2 separate regions of the Homo sapiens genome follow, and region 2 is linked to region 1. Evidence: read pairs that join two places in POLR2A ChIA-PET (ENCODE). Cell type or tissue: Caco-2. All regions are shown on one strand. Region 1 overlaps SNX6 (sorting nexin 6). Region 2 has its middle 34 kb from the start of EAPP.

What was found. Peaks named below come from ENCODE experiments on the same cell type or tissue, not always from the same donor. Only the 100,000 strongest peaks of a DNase experiment are listed, where the experiment ranks them.
Region 2: POLR2A ChIA-PET joins it to region 1 with 6 read pairs; 2 of 35 experiments call an interaction of 5 or more read pairs at or near these places.

What each region holds. Positions count from the first base shown.
Region 1 is chr14:34,610,469-34,615,468 of GRCh38, reverse strand. The region is part of intron 2 of SNX6 (sorting nexin 6); the gene reads left to right. Among named protein-coding and RNA genes, the nearest start is that of SNX6, 17 kb to the left of the region's middle. In Caco-2, no CTCF peak of the experiment used is centred here; no DNase peak of the experiment used is centred here.
Region 2 is chr14:34,503,655-34,508,654 of GRCh38, reverse strand. No RefSeq gene overlaps it. Among named protein-coding and RNA genes, the nearest start is that of EAPP, 34 kb to the left of the region's middle. In Caco-2, no CTCF peak of the experiment used is centred here; DNase peaks (open chromatin) are centred at 2,594 and 2,904.

The DNA of each region.
Region 1 (5,000 bases):
GGGAGAATCACTTAAGCCCAGGAGGTCGAGAACAGCCTGAGCAACATAGGGAGACCCTATCTCTTAAAAAATAATAATAATTAGCCAGATGTGGTGGTGTACACCTGTGGTCCCAATTGCTTAGGAGGCTGAGGCAGGAGGATCACATAAGCCTGTGAGTATGGTAGGTGGCCTATATATTTGTTAAAGCTCTTTATACTGAAAATCTGTATTTTATTGTATGTAAATTATGCCAAAATAAGTAGAATTCAAGACCAAAACCGTTAAGTGGATAGTACAGGGATATTTTATATAGATAAAAGTTACCATTTAAGAAACCAAGTGTTGTGCTATCAAAAAAAAAACTAAACAATAAAGGGAAACAGTATATTTAGTATAGAAGGATAAGGAAATGGAAGAGAAAGAACTGTTTTAATAACTTGGAATAATCTTGAATTGGAAGAATAAATAACATCTTCTCAAATGTAGATATCTCTGAAAGGTATGCTTCCAAACTGATAGATCAGTAGTTAAAAAAAAAAATCTGAAAGCAAAAGTGTACATAGAGATAGGAAATCTGGAAGAAAAATTTTTGAAATAGGGTCTTACGAGACTGGAGTGCAGTGGTGCCATCATAGCTCACTGCAACCTCAAACTCTTGATCTTCCTGCCTCAGCTTCCTGAGTAGCAGAGACTACAAATGTGGGCCACCATGCCCAGCTAATTTTTTTATTTTGTAGAGACAGGTCTTGCTATGTTGCCCAGGCTGGTCTCAAACTCCTGGGCTCAAGCGATCCTCCTGCCTTGGCCTCCCAAGGTGCAGGGATTCCACGCGTGAGCCACCTTGGCTGGCCAAAATATTTCATATAAATATTAAGAACAACATATTAACAGCTGAGAGGAAATTTTGACAGAATATAAAGGCAAGGAAAATCCTGAAAATGTCTGCTGGTGTATTCGGTTACAGATTTTAAGGGCCTTTGCCTGACGTTCCTGTTTTGATAGGCCTGGGATTCTGTTTCTGGTTTTGGAGTTTTTTGGTTTTTTTTTTTTGAGACAGGGTCTCACTTTGTCACCCAGGCTGGAGTGCATTGGCAGTTTCTTGGCTCACTGCAGCCTCGACCTCCTGAGTTCAAGCAATCCTCCTGTCTCAGCTAGCTGGGACTACAGGTGTGTCCCACCAGGCTGGGCTAATTTTTGTTTTGGTTATTGTTTTCGGTTTTTTTTTAGAGATGGGGTTTTGCCATGTTGCCTAGATTGGTCTTGAACTCCTGAGCTCAAGTGTTCCAATCGCCTCAGCCTCCCAAAGTGTTAATATTATAGGTGTGAGCTGCTACACCCAGCCAGATTCTGTTTTTTTGTTTTTGTTTTTGTTTTTGTGTTGAGATGGAGTCTCGCTCTGTCTTCCAGGCTGGAGTGCAGTGGCACCATCTCACCTCACTGCAACTTCCGCCTCCCAGGTTCAAGCAGTTTGCTGCCTCAGCCTCCCGAGTAGCTGGGATTACAGGCACCTGCCACCAGGCCCAGCTAATTTTTGTATTTTTAGTAAGAGACGGGGTTTCACCATCTTGGCCACATTGGTCTTGAACTCCTGACCTCGTGATCCACCCACCTCGGGCTCCCAGAGTGCTGGTATTACAGGCGTGAGCCACCACACGCGGCCCCAGATTCTGTTTTTTGTTTTTGTTTTTGTTTTTTTGAGATGGAGTCTCGCTCTTGCCCAGGCTGGAGTGCAGTGGCGCTATCTTGGCTCACTGCAAGCTCTGCCTCCTGGGTTCACGCCATTCTCCTGCCTCAGCCTCCGGAGTAGCTGGGACTTCAGTCACCCGCCACCACGCCCGGCTAATTTTTTTGTATTTTTAGTAGAGACGGGGTTTCACTGTGTTAGCCAGGATGATCTCGATCTCCTGACCTCGTGATTCACCCGCCTCAGCCTCCCAAAGTGCTGGGATTACAGGCGTAAACCACCATGCCCAGCCAGATTCTGTATTTTTAACAAGCAACCAGGTTGATTCTTATTAGGTGTGTTTTGGAAATGCTAGACTAAGCAATGAAAACCTCAGAAGTGGAGAAATGCTAGTCATTATTCCAAAACCTGTATGATAAATGAACTAGTTTCCTGTGGCTGCTGTAACAAGTTACCACAAACTTGATGGCTTAAAACTACATAAATTTATTCTCTCACAGTTCTGAAGGCCAGAAGTCAGAAATCAGTATCACTGAGCTGAAGTCAGAGAAGTCAGGATGTCAACCTGGCAGGGCCAGCTCTCCCTCCGGAGGCTCTAGGGAAGAATTCCCTGCCTCCTCCAGCTTTCAGTGGCTACCAGCAGCAGCAGTCCTTGGTTTGGTTTGTGGCTGCATTACTCTAATCTGCCTCCATGGTCACATGACCTTCTCATTAGTTATTGGAGTGTTTTTTTCCTGTGTCAGTTTTTTTTTTTTTTTTTTGGATAGAGTCTCACTCTGTCACTGGAGTGCAGTGGCGTGATCTCGGCTCACTGCCAGCTCCACCTCCCAGGTTCACACCATTCTCCTGCCTCAGCCTCCCAAGTAGCTGGGATTATAGGCATGCACCACCGCACCCAGCTAATTTTATGTTTTTAGTAGAGACAGGGCTTCTCCACATTGGTCAGGCTGGTCTCGAACTCCTGACCTCAGGTGATCCACTCACTTCGGCCTCCCAAAGTGCTGGGATTACAGGCGTGAGCCACCAGTGGCGCCTGGCCTCTGCCTTTTATATATAAGGATAATGTCCTGGCTCGGCGTGGTGGCTCACGCCTATAATCCCAACACTTTGGGAGGCTGAGGCAGGTGGATCACCTGAGGTCAGGAGTTGAAGACCAGACTGGCTAACGTGGCAAAAGCCCATCTCTACTAAAAATACAAAAATTAGCTGGGCCTGGTTGTGCATGCCTGTAGTCCTAGCTACTCGGGAGGTTGAGGCAGGAGAATCACTTGAACATGGGAGGCGGAGGTTGTAGTGAGCCAAGATGGGGCCACTGCACTCCAACCTCAGGGGACAAAGTGAGACTCCATCTCAAAAAAAGATGATGTGATTGCCTTTAAGGCCCACCTGGATAATCCAGGATAATCTCAAAATCCCCATCTCAAAATCCATAATTGAATGACATCTGCAAAGTCATTTATTGACATATAAGGTAACATTTACAGCTCCTAGGAATTTGGATGTAGATACCTCCTGGGGAGCCATTGTTCAGCCTACCACAATAAACATCTTAAAAGTGGCCTGGCCTGGCTCAGTGGCTCACGTCTGTAATCCCAGCACTTTGGGAGGCCAAGGTGAAAGGATTGCCTGAGCTCGGGAGTTCAAGACCAGCCTGGGTGACATAGCGAGACCCTGTCTCTATTTAAAAAAACAAAAAGCCTGAATGTGATTAAAGAAAAAAAGGAGGCTGGACACGGTGGCTCACGCCTGTAATCCCAGCACTTTGGGAGGCCGAGGCGGGCGTATCACGAGGTCAGGAGATCGAGACCATCCTGGCTAACACGGTGAAACTCCTCTCTACTAAAAAAATACAAAAAATGAGCCAGGCGTGGTGGTGGGTGCCTGTAGTCCCAGCTACTTGGGAGGCTGAGGCAGGAGAATGGCGTGAACCCGGGAGGCGGAGCTTGCAGTGAGCCGAGATTGTGCCACTGCACTCCAGTCTGGGTGACAGAGCGAGACTCAGTCTCCAAAAAAGAAAAAAGGGAACAGATTTCTCTTTTTTTTTTTTTTTTTTTGAGACAGTGTCTTACTGTTTTGTCAGGCTGGAGTGTAGTGGCACAATCTCTGCTCAGCGCAACCTCCGCCTCCCAAGTAGCTGGGACTACAGGTGTGCGCCACTATGCCCAGCTAATTTTGGTATTTTTAGTAGAGATGGGGTTTCACCATGTTGACCAGTATGGTCTCAATCTCTTGACCTCATGATCCACCTGCCTCGGCCTGCCAAAGTGCTGGGATTATAGGTGTGAGCCACCACACCCGGCCTCCCCCCCTTTTTTTTTTTCTTTTTGAGACAGGGTTTGGCTCTATTGCCCAGGCTGGAGTGAAGTGGCATGATTTCAGCTCACTGCAACCTCCACCTCTTGGGCTCAAGCCATTCCCCACACCTCAGCCTCCCAAGTAGCTGGGACTACAGGTGTACAACATGTGCCCGGCTAATTTTTGTATTTTTTGTAGAGATGGGGTTTTGCCGTGTTGGCCAGGCTAGTCTCAGATTCCTGAGCTCAAGCAATTCGAATGCCAAGGTGGGCGGATCACTTGAGGTCAGGAGTTCAAGACCAGCCTGGCCAACATGGCAAAACCCCTTCTCTACCAAAAACTACAAAAATAGCTGGATGTGGGGGCGCACGACTATAATCCCAGCTACTCAGGAGGCTGAGGTGGGAGAATCACTTGAACCTGGGAGGCAGAGGTTGTAGTGAACAGAGCACTGCACTCCAACCTGGTTTTGAGACCCTGTCTCAAAAACAAAAAATAGAATTATATATATATATACACACACACACACGTATATATATTTGAAATCATTGAGTAAACAATTTTGTATTTGCATTCAGCATTTTGTTCATTTACAATATAATTAAAATTTGAGATACTAATGACCAGGTGAGATTCTCTAAGTCCTAGGTTTTACAACTAGAGTACTGTCTTTGAAACAGTCTATTTCATGTCTTTGCAGCTGGCTAAGACTTTGAGTGTTTTGACTCTTTCCTAAGTCTCAAAATTACCCAAACAAGTTATTTATTGTTTAAAGAGTAAGAAAAACAGATGAAGTTTAAAAATTAATAAGTAGAAGAGTCTTCTTATAGATGAGAAAGTAGAAGCACTAAATAGGAAATATATTTATTTCTTCAAATGTAGTTTATGGAGTTACTTATTGAGTACTTACTGTATGTTAGTATTTTTCTTAGCACTTTACATTAATATGTTTAATTATATTTGATAGTTTCATTGTATATTCCTGAATATAGAGAGGCAGGAGTTAAAATTGTTGCTTGATAGTCTTCTTATTATTGTG
Region 2 (5,000 bases), 110 kb after region 1:
GCTTCTCAAAGTGCTGGGATTACGGGCGTGAGCCACTGCACCCAGCCAGATAATTGTTGATATTCTTCTTTGGTACTACATGAAATCTTTTTTTTTTTTTTTTTTTTTTTTTTTTTGAGACGGAGTCTCGCTCTGTCGCCCAGGCCGGACTGCGGACTGCAGTGGCGCAATCTCGGCTCACTGCAAGCTCCGCTTCCCGGGTTCACGCCATTCTCCTGCCTCAGCCTCCCCAGTAGCTGGGACTACAGGCGCCCGCCACCGCGCCCGGCTAATTTTTTGTATTTTTAGTAGAGACGGGGTTTCACCTTGTTAGCCAGGATGGTCTTGATCTCCTGACCTCATGATCCACCCGCCTCGGCCTCCCAAAGTGCTGGGATTACAGGCGTGAGCCACCGCGCCCGGCCTACATGAAATCTTAACAAGTATTACCTTCTTTAAGGTTTGATGCTTAAAGATGTTTCCAGAGCAGATTACTGTGTGATTCCTAGTGCACTGGGTTGGGAAGATCTGCCCTCAGTGTTGGTGGGCACCATCCGATCGGCCCAGAAAGAACAAATACAGAAGACAATTTGGTCTCTCTGAGAGCTGGGACAGACTTTTCTTCTGTTGCCGTGGACATCAGAAACTTGACTGCATGAATGTGTATTATCACAATGTTGACTTTTTTTTTTTTTTTTTTTTTTTTGGATAGAGTCTCACTCTGTCGCCTAAGCTGGAGTGCAGTGGTACTATCTCGGCTCACTGCAATCTCCGCCTGCTGGGTTCAAGCGATTCTCATGCCTCAGCCTCCCGAGTAGCTGGGATTACAGGCACCTGCCACCATGCCCGGCTAATTTTTGTATTTTTTTTTTTAGTAGAGATGGAGTTTCACCATGTTGGCCAGGCTAGTGTCGAACTCCTGAGCCCGCCACAATGTTGACTTTGTGTGAGTAAGCAGTGTGCATGTATGTGACAACGTTGAAACTTCCTCAATAAAGGAGGGGAGAGCCAGGTGCACTGGCTAACGCCTGTAATCCTAGTACTTTGGGAGGCCGAGGAAGGCAGATCACCTGAGGTCAGGAGTTCGAGACCAGCCTGCTGCACTGCACTCCAGCCTGGGCTGGAGGCTGCTGTGAGCCGAGATGGTGCCACTGCACTTCAGCCTGTGTTGTGACAGAGCGAGATCTCTCTCAAAAAAACAAAAAAAGAAAAAGAAAAAAGAAGAGACGTTCTTTTTTTTTTTTTTTTTTTTTTTTTTTTGAGATGGAATTTTACCCTTGTTGCCCAGGCTAGAGTGCAATGGCACGATCTTGTCTCACTGCAACCTCTGCCTCCTGGGTTCAAGCGATTCTCTTGCCTCAGCCTCCTGAGTAGCTGGGATTTACAGGTGCCTGCCACAAGCCCAGCTAATTTTTGTATTTTTAGTAGAGATGGGGTTTTACCATGTTGGCCAGGCTGGTCTCGAACTCCTGACCTCAGGTGAATCTCCCGCCTCGGCCTCCCAAAGTGCTGGGATTACAGGCATGAACCACTGCGCCCGGCGAGATGTTCTTTTCGTACATCTGCATTTGTGATAACATTTCTCCAGATCACCAGGCACGGTGGCTCATGCCTGTAGTCCCAGCACTTTGGGAGGCCGAGGCGGGCTGATCACCTGAGGTCGGGAGTTCGAGACCAGCCTGACCAACATGGAGAAAACTCGTCTCTACTAAAAATACAAAATTAGCCAGGCGTGGTGTTGCATGCCTGTAATCCCAGCTACTCAGGAGGCTGAGGCAGGAGAACTACTTGAACCTAGGAGGCAGAGGTTGTGGTGAGCCGAGATAGCACCATTGCACCACTCCAGCCTGGGCGACAAGAGCGAAACTCCGTCTCAAAAAAAAAAAAAAGTCTCCAAATCTTGGCTGTTTGGGTGACCGAATATGTGATGGTGACCCATCAAGTTTTTTGATTGATCTCATCAAAGACTTAGCTTGTTTGTCATGGTATTTCAGATACCTGCAGTTATAAAGCTGGGTGCACACAATTACCAACTACAGTGATGTGTGTTTATATGTTTCCCATTTCGACCTATTTCTTTATGAATATGGCTTGTCTGCTCATAACTGTTATGCCCATACAGCTGTTGTTAGCATATCTGAGTGTTTATACTTGTAAAAAAGTGAATGTTATTATTGTCTGTTTTATTGTGTAAGAGGTTTATGAAGCCTTCTGTTGTGTTTTTATATATTTCTCAATAAATCCCCCTTAAAGACTTTTAAATGATTTTTTCCAGAATTATATTTGTAGGATTTTGATCTTTTAGAATTTCAACATTCAGGATGATGGCATTCAGGACTGTGCCTTTCAGGACTGTGATTGACTCCCCACCCATAGGACTGCTGAGTGTCCTCACTGCAGGCTTCCCCTGGAGTCAGTGATCTAAGACCAAGACGAAGGTACAAACTGCAATATCTTTTATGATCTAGCCTTGGAAACAACACACTGTTACTTCTGCCTCATTCTGTTGGACATAGAGTACAACATGATTCCATGTTACACACCTTCCCACATGATTCCAAGTGGGAAGGTGTGTAAACTAGTAAGTGAATTCCAGGAAGCAAGGATCACTGGGGCCATTTGGTGACTGGCTACCACAATAACCTTCCAGCTTATCTCAATGGAAAGTTGTAATGACTCTTGTAAACCTTATCTAAAAGGGTTTAACTTATCCCCTACCTTGGGAATGTGATACGCTGATGTTTGTTCACTGTATGAGGACTCTTCCATTTCTCCTATGTTCAAAGTCCATCTGAAACTCATATAATTAGAAAGACCATTTAAAAATGGGTTGAAGTTTATCTTTTTGTTTGTTTGTTTTGTTTTGTTTTGAGACAGAGTCACGCTCTGTAGCCCAGGCTGGAGTGCAGTGGTGTGATCTCAGCTCACTGTAACCTCTGGCTCCCAGGTCCCCGTTAAGTGATTCTCCTGCCACAGCCTCTTGAGTAGCTGGGATTACAGGCATGTGTACCATACCCAGCTAATTTTTGTATTTTTAGTAGAGACGGGGTTTCACCATGTTGGCCAGGCTGTTCTTGAACTCCTGACCTCGTGTTCTGCGCACCTTGGCCTCCAAAGTGCTGGGATTACAGACGTGAGCCACTGTGCCCGACCTTTGTTGTTTTTGTTGTTGTTGTTGATACGGAGTTTCACTCTTGTCGCCCAGGCTGGAGTGCAATGGCGGGATCTAAGATCACTGCAACCTCCACCTCCCGGGTTCAAGCAATTCTCTTGCCTCAGCCTCCCAAGTAGCTGGGATTACCATGCCACCACCCCCGACTAACTTTTGTATTTTAGTAGAGATGGGGTTTCAACATGCTGGCCAGGCTGGTATTGAACTCCTCACCTCAGGTGATCCACCTGCCTCAGCCTCCCAAAGTGCTAGGATTACAGGTGTGAGCCACCATGCCCAGCCCTGTTTTATTTTTTTAAATTGGTTGAAATTTAACAAAGTCATTCTTCAGTTCCACGGTGCAGAAATAGTCCTTGACAGGATTTTACTTTAGTCTAATACATAGGGTATCAAGCAGTAGATCTGTTGGCTCTATGTCTTTTTTGTTTTTTGTTTTTTGAGATGGAGTCTTGCTTTGTCGCCCAGGCTGGAGTGCAGTGGCGCAGTCTCGGCTCATTGCAAGCTCCGCCTCCCGATTTCACGCTGTTCTCCTGCCTCAGCTTCCCGAGTAGCTGGGACTACAGACGCCCGCCAGCATGGCCGGCTAATTTTTTGTATTTTTAGTAGAGACAGGGTTTCACCGTGTTAGCCAGGATGGTCTTTTTTTTTTTTTTTCTTTGAGACGGAGTCTCGCTCTGTGGCCCAGGCTGGAGTGCAGTGGCGCGATCTCGGCTCACTGCAAGCTCCGTCTCCTGGGTTCACGACATTCTCCTGCCTCAGCCTCCCGAGTAGGTGGGACTACAGGCGCCCGCCACCACGCCCGGCTAATTTTTTTTTTTGTATGTTTAGTAGAGACAGGGTTTCACCGTGTTAGCCAGGATGGTCTCGATCTCCTGACCTCCTGATCTGTCCACCTCGGCCTCCCAAAGTGCTGGGATTACAGGCTTGAGCCACCGCGCCCGGCCAGCTCTGTCTTTAAAGAGGCCACAGTTTATAATCATCATGAAGGGGTTTCAGAGACATATGCCGCCTTGTGAAATCTCTACAGAATATCAAATGTATGAAACAGGCCGGGTGCGGTGGCTCACACCTGTAATCCCAGCACTTTGGGAAGCTGAGGTGGGTGGATCACTTAAGGTCAGGAGTTCGAGACCAGCCTGACCAACATGGTGAAACCCCTGTCTCTACTAAATACAAAAAATTAGCTGGGCGTGCTGGTGTATGCCTGTAATCCCAGCTGCTTGGGAGGCTGAGGCAGGAGAATTGCTTGAACTCGGTAAGAGGAGGTTGCAGTAAGCCAAGATTGCATCATTGCACTCCAGCCTGGGCAACCAGAGTGAAACTCCGTCTCAAAAAAACAAAAAACAGAAAAACAAAACAAAACAAACAAAAAAACCCGGCCATGCTCAGTGGCTCACTCCTGTAATCTCAACACTTTGGGAGGCCGAGTCGGGCGGATTATGTAAGGTCAGGAGTTCGAGACCAACCTGACCAACATGGAGAAACCCAGTCTCTACTAAAAATACAAAATTAGCCGGGCATGGTGGCTCATGCCTGTAATCCCAGCTACTCGGGAGACTAAGGCAGGAGAATCACTTGAGCCCGGGAGGCGAAGGTTGCGGTGAGCCAAGATCGCGCCATTTCACTCCAGCCTGGGCAGCAAGAACAAAACTCCACCTCAAAAAAAAACAAAAAACAAAAAACAAAAAAAAAAAACCCAAAAAGATTTTTTTTAAATGTATGAAACAGGTAAATTAAGAATGGTATTTTAAATGCAGGAGAGTTTTAATTATTTTAAGTTTGAGAGCAATCTTCTGCACTTACATTTCTTTACAAATTATGAATTTTTAGTGTTTATGTATTTATTTTT